Regions from separate parts of the Homo sapiens genome. Here region 2 is linked to region 1. A link is a contact called in ENCODE Hi-C data. All regions are on one chromosome and are shown on one strand. The core of a region is the stretch at or near the end of the contact, and the rest is flanking DNA. Distances in the headings are between cores, read along the strand shown.

Region 1 (4,430 bases), core at 1,866-4,365:
ATAAGTTAAAGTAGTTCTTTATCTCATGCTTTTATGTATATCTCTTGTTTATCTTTTAATGTTAAATTACATTTTCTCACACCTTTCTCCCTCTAGGATGAAAGACAAGATACTAGCTCAGAAGGAGTATCAAATGTAGAGGATCAGAATGACTCTGATTCTACACCGCCCAAAAAGAAAATGCGGAAGACAGAAAATGGAATGTATGCTTGTGATTTGTGTGACAAGATATTCCAAAAGAGTAGTTCATTATTGAGACATAAATATGAACACACAGGTATGTCAGTGAACACAAACATAAAGTGTCCATGATATGATATACTGGAAGATGCAAAATTAAAAACTAAAGTTTTAGAATTTTCTTTCTTTTTTTTTTTTTTTATTTTGTTTTGAGACAAGGTCTGGCTCTAGTCACCCAGGCTGGAGTGCAGTGGCACGCAATCTCAATCTCGGCTCACTGCAACCTCCGCCTCCCGGGCTCAAGCCATCCTTTCATCTCAGCCTCCTGAGTAGCTGGGACTATAGGCACATACCACCACACCTGGCCAATTTTGATATAGACGGGTTTTGCCATGTTGCCCAGGCTGGTCTTGAACTAATGAGCTCGAGCCATCTACCCACCTCGGCCTCCCAAAGTGCTGGTATTACAGGCATGAGCCACCACGCTTGACCCAGAATTAATTTTCTTATTTTTTACTTATCTGATCTGGCCATTTTCACCTGTTTGCCCACTTCTACCTAGTACTTAAGGTCTGTGCCTTTCTTTTGGTTTTTTGCTTCATCTGTTTTTTTGTTTTTTTCATGACTTATTTCCTTTAAGCTGACACAGCATTTATTCTGTCCGCATTCATTTAATGCAAGCTTATGCTATATTAATAAAAACATAGTACATAGTACCCATTAATAAAAAATATGAGACCAGTGGGCTAAAGTCATAGGGAGACAGGATCTGGCTTCATAAAAGAAAAAGCTGCTTCATAAGCATGCGGCAAGCTGTCCTGGCAAGTCAAGATCTTTTGTTTTAAGTAAGAAGTTCTGCCTAAGAGGTTGGACTAGAAGATTCTAAGATCCTGTAATTCTGAGATCCTGTAATTCTGCCACAAAATATGCCTCCTTAGGTTGACTCAGGGATGGCAAACTATAGCTCACAGGCCAAATGTGAGCATACGCATGTTTTTCTATGAGGTAAGAATGGTAGTTTTTGATTTTGTTTTTACATTTTTAAATGATTGGAAAAGATGAAAAGAATATTTATGACTGATGAAAATTATGTGAAAGTCAAATATCAGCATCCGTAAATAAAATTAGTTGGAAGACAGCATCGCCTATTCATTTACATTTTGTCTATGTCAGCTTTCATGCTGTTCTACAATGGCAGGATTGAGAAGCTACTACAGAGACCATTTGGCCTGCAAAGCCTTTAATACTCACTACCCTTTACAGAAAATAGTTGCCAACTCCTGGCCTATTTCATTCCTTCCATCAGTGAAGTACTGATAAATTTTAACACCTGGTTCTCTGAAGGGTGGGGAAGCCCTGATTTGTAGTGTTTGCAGCTTTTTGTGGCATAAATACTCCCATCATGGTGGATTTCGAGCTTGAATGTGATGTCAGCTTGCAGAATTCCTGAAAATTTAGCAGTAGACTCTCTCCAGCCAGTACAAACTGGCTCCAGCACACTCCTGTGTCTCTCTCTAACATGGGTTGCTGTAGAAGGGGCTGGGTTTATCCTGAGCTCTTTAATCCCCTACCTGCTCTTCCCTGCCCCCACTACCAGCCATTATGACTACAGTATCCATATTTATCTTTCATATTCTTAACTGTTTCAGTGTATTTTTTACTCTTGTGAGAAAAGATAGAATTGTTTTTCCTTCTTCAATCTGTGGATTCATACAGTGACACTTGGAAGGTTCTTGGAGCTAAAAACTGGTTACATAAGAGAAAGTCACACCTCTCAAAATCAGCCCCTTGTAACTCAGTCCTCTGGTTTTCAGAGATCTAAGAAGAGTTAGAAAATCCCCTTCCTCTTCAGGCAAAGTTAAATATTAGCAAATATCAAAGTGAAAAATATATATGAAAAACTACACTATTTCTAAAATTAAAAATCATTTCTGCATTTGTTAGTGTTAACTGCTTGATAGCTCTGAAATTGGACATTATCGATCCTGACTATGATCAGTTGTTGCCAGTCCTTTTCATGTCTGGGCAGCAACACTCCTGTAGCCCATGCGTTCTCAGGAGGGGCAATATTGCCCTCACGGGCCAAAACTTGTTTCTTAGGGGGCAAAAAAGTCTGAGATACTACAATGGCTGTGGTTTTCTAAAGAAGCTCAGTATATATACTGTATATTTATGAGTTTTATCGTATATAAAAAGTGTATAGTAAACATTAAAATTTCACTGGGAGCAGAGCTTGTGACTAGGAAAACAAAATGACTAAAAAGGGACCTTGTAGTGATAATGAACACAAGGTGAGCAGCAAGTCTGTCCCTGTCTGCCCTCACTGTGCTCGTTCACTACCAGACATCTCCTCCCAGCTGCACTTGGCCCATTTTCCACCTCGCTGTCATGATGCTTGTATTTTTGGCATTTCAATGTCATGTAGCTCCCATTGACCTAATCATCTGCACAGCAGAGTGTAGAGCACTACGTTTTTTAATGTAAAGAACAAACCAAATTGCAATATTATATTACAAAGAGTTTGGGACCTGGAAATGTTTTAAAAATGAAACTAATAACCCTCCCCTTTCTACAACATGAAGTACCCCAAAAACCGTATAAGGATTTTATTTGCTGAATACCACCATTTTATTTAACAGAATTCTTATTTTGCAGGTAAAAGACCTCATGAGTGTGGAATCTGTAAAAAGGCATTTAAACACAAACATCATTTGATTGAACACATGCGATTACATTCTGGAGAAAAGCCCTATCAATGTGACAAATGTGGAAAGCGCTTCTCACACTCTGGGTCTTATTCTCAACACATGAATCATCGCTACTCCTACTGTAAGAGAGAAGCGGAAGAACGTGACAGCACAGAGCAGGAAGAGGCAGGGCCTGAAATCCTCTCGAATGAGCACGTGGGTGCCAGGGCGTCTCCCTCACAGGGCGACTCGGACGAGAGAGAGAGTTTGACAAGGGAAGAGGATGAAGACAGTGAAAAAGAGGAAGAGGAGGAGGATAAAGAGATGGAAGAATTGCAGGAAGAAAAAGAATGTGAAAAACCACAAGGGGATGAGGAAGAGGAGGAGGAGGAGGAAGAAGTGGAAGAAGAAGAGGTAGAAGAGGCAGAGAATGAGGGAGAAGAAGCAAAAACTGAAGGTCTGATGAAGGATGACAGGGCTGAAAGTCAAGCAAGCAGCTTAGGACAAAAAGTAGGCGAGAGTAGTGAGCAAGTGTCTGAAGAAAAGACAAATGAAGCCTAATCGTTTTTCTAGAAGGAAAATAAATTCTAATTGATAATGAATTTCGTTCAATATTATCCTTGCTTTTCATGGAAACACAGTAACCTGTATGCTGTGATTCCTGTTCACTACTGTGTAAAGTAAAAACTAAAAAAATACAAAATACAAAACACACACACACACACACACACACACACACACACACACACAAAATAAATCCGGGTGTGCCTGAACCTCAGACCTAGTAATTTTTCATGCAGTTTTCAAAGTTAGGAACAAGTTTGTAACATGCAGCAGATTAGAAAACCTTAATGACTCAGAGAGCAACAATACAAGAGGTTAAAGGAAGCTGATTAATTAGATATGCATCTGGCATTGTTTTATCTTATCAGTATTATCACTCTTATGTTGGTTTATTCTTAAGCTGTACAATTGGGAGAAATTTTATAATTTTTTATTGGTAAACATATGCTAAATCCGCTTCAGTATTTTATTATGTTTTTTAAAATGTGAGAACTTCTGCACTACAAAATTCCCTTCACAGAGAAGTATAATGTAGTTCCAACCCGTGCTAACTACCTTTTATAAATTCAGTCTAGAAGGTAGTAATTTCTAATATTTAGATGTCTTAGTAGAGCGTATTATCATTTAAAGTGTATTGTTAGCCTTAAGAAAGCAGCTGATAGAAGAACTGAAGTTTCTTACTCACGTGGTTTAAAATGGAGTTCAAAAGATTGCCATTGAGTTCTGATTGCAGGGACTAACAATGTTAATCTGATAAGGACAGCAAAATCATCAGAATCAGTGTTTGTGATTGTGTTTGAATATGTGGTAACATATGAAGGATATGACATGAAGCTTTGTATCTCCTTTGGCCTTAAGCAAGACCTGTGTGCTGTAAGTGCCATTTCTCAGTATTTTCAAGGCTCTAACCCGCCTTCATCCAATGTGTGGCCTACAATAACTAGCATTTGTTGATTTGTCTCTTGTATCAAAATTCCCAAATAAAACTTAAAACCACTG
Region 2 (4,394 bases), core at 641-3,140, 56 kb after region 1:
GGGCTCAAAGGATCCTCCCACCTCAGACTCCTGAGTAGCTGGGACTATAAGCATGCCCCACCATGCCTGGCTAATTTTTTTGTTTTTTGTAGACTATGATATCTTAGATGTCTTGCTCTGTTGCCCAGGTTGGAGAGCAGTGGCAAGATCATAGCTCACTGTAACCTCAAACTACTGGGCTCAAGCAGTCCTCCGGTGTCAGCCTCCTGAGTAGCTGGGATTGCAGGTGTGCACCCCCATACCTGGCTAATTTAAAATTTTTTTTTTTTGAGACAGAGTTTCGCTCTTATTGCCCAGGCAGGAGTGCAATGGTGCGATCTCAGCTCACCGCAACCTCTGCCTCCCGGGTTCAAGCAATTCTCCTGCCTCAGCCTCCTGAGTAGCTGGGATTACAGGCATGCACCACCATGCCCAGCTAATTTTTTGTATTTTTAGTAGAGACAGGGTTTCTCCATGTTGGTAAGGCTGGTCTCAAACTCCCTACCTCAGGTGATCCGCCCGCCTCGGCCTCCCAAAGTGCTGGGATTACAGGCGTGAGCCACCGCGCTCAGCCAAAAAATATTTTTGTAGGAATGAGGTCTCACTATGCTGCCCGGATTGCAGTGCAGTAGTTCAATCATAGCTCACTGCAACCTCAAACTTCTGACCTTAAGCAATCTTCTCACCCCAGCCTCCCAAATAGCTGGGACTACAGGCATGCACCACCACGCCTGGCTAATTTTATTTTTTGTAGAGACGGGGTCTTATATTGTTCAGGCAGATCTCAAACTCCTGGTCTCAAATGATCTTCCCGCCTTGGCCTCCGAAAGTGCTGGGATTATAGTTGCGAGTCACCTTGCTGGCCTCTTTTTATTGGTATGTGCCTCTCCCCTTGTAAGTCTTTGAAAGAGTTGACTGAGTGTGTCAGATTTTGACCTTTCACAGAGAGCTTCCTAAGTTTGGTGTATGTCTCAAACCCACCTCTTGAAAATAATTGTGTGGGCGTTTTTGTTGTTGTTGTTCTCTGACTCTTTTTCCAGCCCTGACCCTGAGGGCTGTCTACTTTCACAGAGCCACTGGAGGACAGTGACTAAAAGGGGAACTAGGCTGCCTGGGTTTTTTTTCTTCGTTTCTCTCAAGTCATTTCCCCTCTGGGGTAAGCCCAGAAAGATGAATGGCTGTTGCTGGTTTGTGAGTGGCGACTGCCAGGGACCCTCATCTGTCTGCCTCCCTCACTCAGTTCTTAGATTTATCTGGAAAAAGCTCTTTCCCGTCTGTCCGTGGAATGATTACATAAATGCAGTATTTCATCTACATCAGCTCTTAGAGGCTTGACGTGAGATTGACTTTAATGCTGAAGGAAGAGAACACAACCTAGTTAGGGGACCAGGAACATCTCAAAAATGCCCGTCCATTCCCGTTCCAGCTGCACCACGATGACATTTACACAAAATGGCATAAGATAATCACATTTTTTGAGCACCCTCATTCGCCAGCTGTGTGCCCCGGAATGAAATTAGCTCAATTTAATTACAGATAACAAATGGCTGTGCCCATCTCCTTGGCGTGCAGCAATCCCAAGAGTTCACCATGGGCACCCCTCATCTCCACTCATCCCTGAGAGAGCATTCTGTGGAGCCCAACATCTCCCTCAGGGCCACCCCCAAAAGGGAGGGAGCTGCGATCCAGGCTTCCTCTACTGTTTGTTTATCTTGGCAACTATTGCTAGGGCTGGTGGATTTAAATTGCTGGAGCAGAGCAGGCAGGACAGAAATAAAGAGCCCCAGAGAGCATCTAGGGTTCAGGGCTCCCACCCACTGCCCCAGAGTACACTGGCCTTCCCTGGGTGCAGCCTTCCCTGCTCCTGTCACCTGGTATAACCTATAGCTTCCTTGTACAGCATGACTCAGCCCTGAGAAGCCATGGGACAAACATGCAGCCACTGCCCCAGGGGCTGAGGCAATGCCACTCAGGTCCTCCTGCCTGAGCTGCAGTCACCTTTGGGTCCCCTACCACAAAAGGCAGTGGGTTCCTGGGTGCAGTCATTCCTGGCCCATGGCCTCTCTGTGAGCCCAGGGTCTCTCTGCATTTGCCCAGTAAAATTTATCTAGCACTGTCTCTGAGCCACGCCCTGCATAGGTGCTGGGGATTCAGTAACTAAGTGAACACAGTCGCTGCCCCTCAGGGGGCTCATAATCTGATTATCCAAAAGGACAAGCTAGCTGCTGCTCTTGCCCTAGAACAGTCCAGGGCTATCCTGGAGGATTTTGTTTCCTTTTCTAAATTCAGAAATATCCTGGGATGCAACAGCTTTCTGAGTTGCCGGGCAAAACATCCAACAGCTTTTGGCCTCTGTCTCCACCCTGAAGAGCATGAAGTCAGCATTTCCCCAAATGTGAGCAAAACAGCAGCTAAATATAAGCTCCTGAGTAACAAGGGGGAGGTGGATAGGAATGAGGTGTCCCCTCGCAGGAAGAGCCACTTGCTGATAAAAAGGTGAGATGCAGGGCCTGTGCTGGGGCTCGCTCGCTCCCTGTCCTGGCTCTGCAGGGTGGGTTGCGCTCACCTCCACACCCGGGCTGCAAAAAGCTGAGAACCTTCCCAGTCACCATAGTGACAGAGCCAACAGATCCAAGTGAGGAAGGCAGCTTCCTAAATTGGAGTTATTCCGAGTTAATAACTGATTTGTCTGTGGACAACGACAGCAGTTATTTCACTGAAAGACACGAGATGCCCAGAATCTTTAGAGCTGTAAGAAAATGCCCTTCTCTCTCCAACTGTGTGGGTTATTTTCTCTGTTCGCTGTCGGTAAAATTGCTTGGGCAATGGTCAGCTTACTGCCCCAGATGCAATCGTATGCATGTGGTGGGAAGAGAGGGTTTGTGGGGGATGGGTAGTGGCGGTGCATCCTTCCAGGAGGTGGAAACCTGGGCAGTGGAATATTCCACCCCACGCCAATACCCCAACATCAAAACACGACGCCATGCAAAGAACTAGCCAGCCTGCCCCAGTGTCCTCTCCTTTGCTTGCTGGGAGAGTCGGGGAACAAGCCCCCCGCCCCCGACCTTCCCACACAGCTCCCGCATCCCACAGGTGGGGATGAGCCCTGTGTTGATGTGAAGGAGCAACAGAACACGCCCAGCAGTGGAGGGGAAGCCAGGATGGGGAGCCAGTCAGTTCCAAGCTCATTGCTCAAACCTGCCGTCATTCATTGGCTGGAGGGTTTCAGTTCTCCACCCCTAATCAAAGCAGAGATAAGGCTGGGGCGGGGGGCGGGAATAACACGGTCAGGAAATGCCCACTCCCTCCCTGCCTTGACCAGCTGGGAGGTGCTTAATCTTTATCACCAGAAGCTGCCCGTCTGCTGGGCATGCCCAACAAGCTGAGAAGACCGAGGAGGAAGAGGAGGAGCAGGATGGAGCCTCCCTGACTTCCTGCCGCCACACCCCCAGCTGTGGCCTCCTGCTCCTGCAGACCTCACCCCTGTGAGGCCACTCTGCTCTATCCCTGCCCCCACCTGTGCACAGCCACACACGACAAGCCTGTGTGACCACCCTGTCACCTTCCCCAGGCTGCAAACTGGAAAAAGCAGAGGCCAACCCAAGCTAAAAAGCCCGCTGATGCCGGCCAGTTGCAAGACCGCCAGCGATGGCATTGGGAATGGGGGTCCGAGGCTCCAGACTCTGCCCCAACGTTCCCCAGTGAACTTGGGAGAGGCCTGCAGCAACCTGAGCCTCGGTTTCCCTGCCTGAACAATGGGGAGCTGTGCATTTAGGCATGGATGAAAGGTTCTGTGAGTCAGGGTGGGAGGCGCTGTTCCTTCTGCTCATGGGGCTGTGGCCAGGTGCTGCCTCCCCAAATCCTGGCCCCTTGCTGGGCTGTGATGAGTTGAGTTCATGTCCATTCTCTTCACCGCAATTAATCTTCATTCCAGCCTTCCCCTAGGGCAGGCCTGGCCCATGAAACAGGCACTGTGATTTTATCTGCTGCTTAGGCAGCGAAGAGAAAGATGCCGTCATTGTTTCCCTCTCTGAAGCAGAGGATAAAGCACTTTCTGGGCTGCTAAACCAAGAAAAGTGTTCCTGGAAATCTTGACGTCTTCCTTGCACCCCTCCTTCACCTTTCTCTCCTTCCTTCCAACAGCAAAGGATTGCTGCCAAATGGCCATAGTCATTCACATTATGTCTGGTGACACTCTTTTCAGAAAGTTACCACGTGGCGTCTGCTACTGAAACTGTACATAACTTTTGGTTTAGTGTCCTGCCGAAATAAATAGCTAAGGCTATGTGTACTAGGTTGTTTATGGCAACGTTTTTTACAGTGACAAAAAAGGGGATACCTCATATATTCAATTAGGGAATGGTAAATGAAAATATTATAAAATCTATGCTGTACTGTGAGATATTATGTAGTTA

Evidence for each region. A loop is a pair of places that touch in the nucleus more often than their neighbours do. Pooled maps may share reads with other maps.
Region 2: a map of heart right ventricle shows a loop between it and region 1 (2.5-fold over the local background). The contact joins two enhancer-like sites. A Hi-C loop is called at or near these places in 6 of 168 maps with a recorded cell type or tissue (heart left ventricle, heart right ventricle, posterior vena cava and 2 more) and 1 of 50 pooled maps.

What each region holds. Positions count from the first base shown.
Region 1 is chr10:31,523,837-31,528,266 of GRCh38, forward strand. ZEB1 (zinc finger E-box binding homeobox 1) reads left to right here. Exons shown (of 9, transcript NM_001174096.2): 8 at 97-277; 9 at 2,836-4,430. The coding sequence ends at 3,428. Among named protein-coding and RNA genes, the nearest start is that of MACORIS, 180 kb to the right of the region's middle. Within about 2 kb of position 3,116, at least 2 of the 41 ENCODE cell types and tissues checked have a DNase peak (open chromatin) inside an H3K27ac peak, as active enhancers do.
Region 2 is chr10:31,581,066-31,585,459 of GRCh38, forward strand. No RefSeq gene overlaps it. Among named protein-coding and RNA genes, the nearest start is that of MACORIS, 120 kb to the right of the region's middle. RefSeq lists an enhancer at 3,366-3,866. Within about 2 kb of position 1,891, at least 8 of the 41 ENCODE cell types and tissues checked have a DNase peak (open chromatin) inside an H3K27ac peak, as active enhancers do.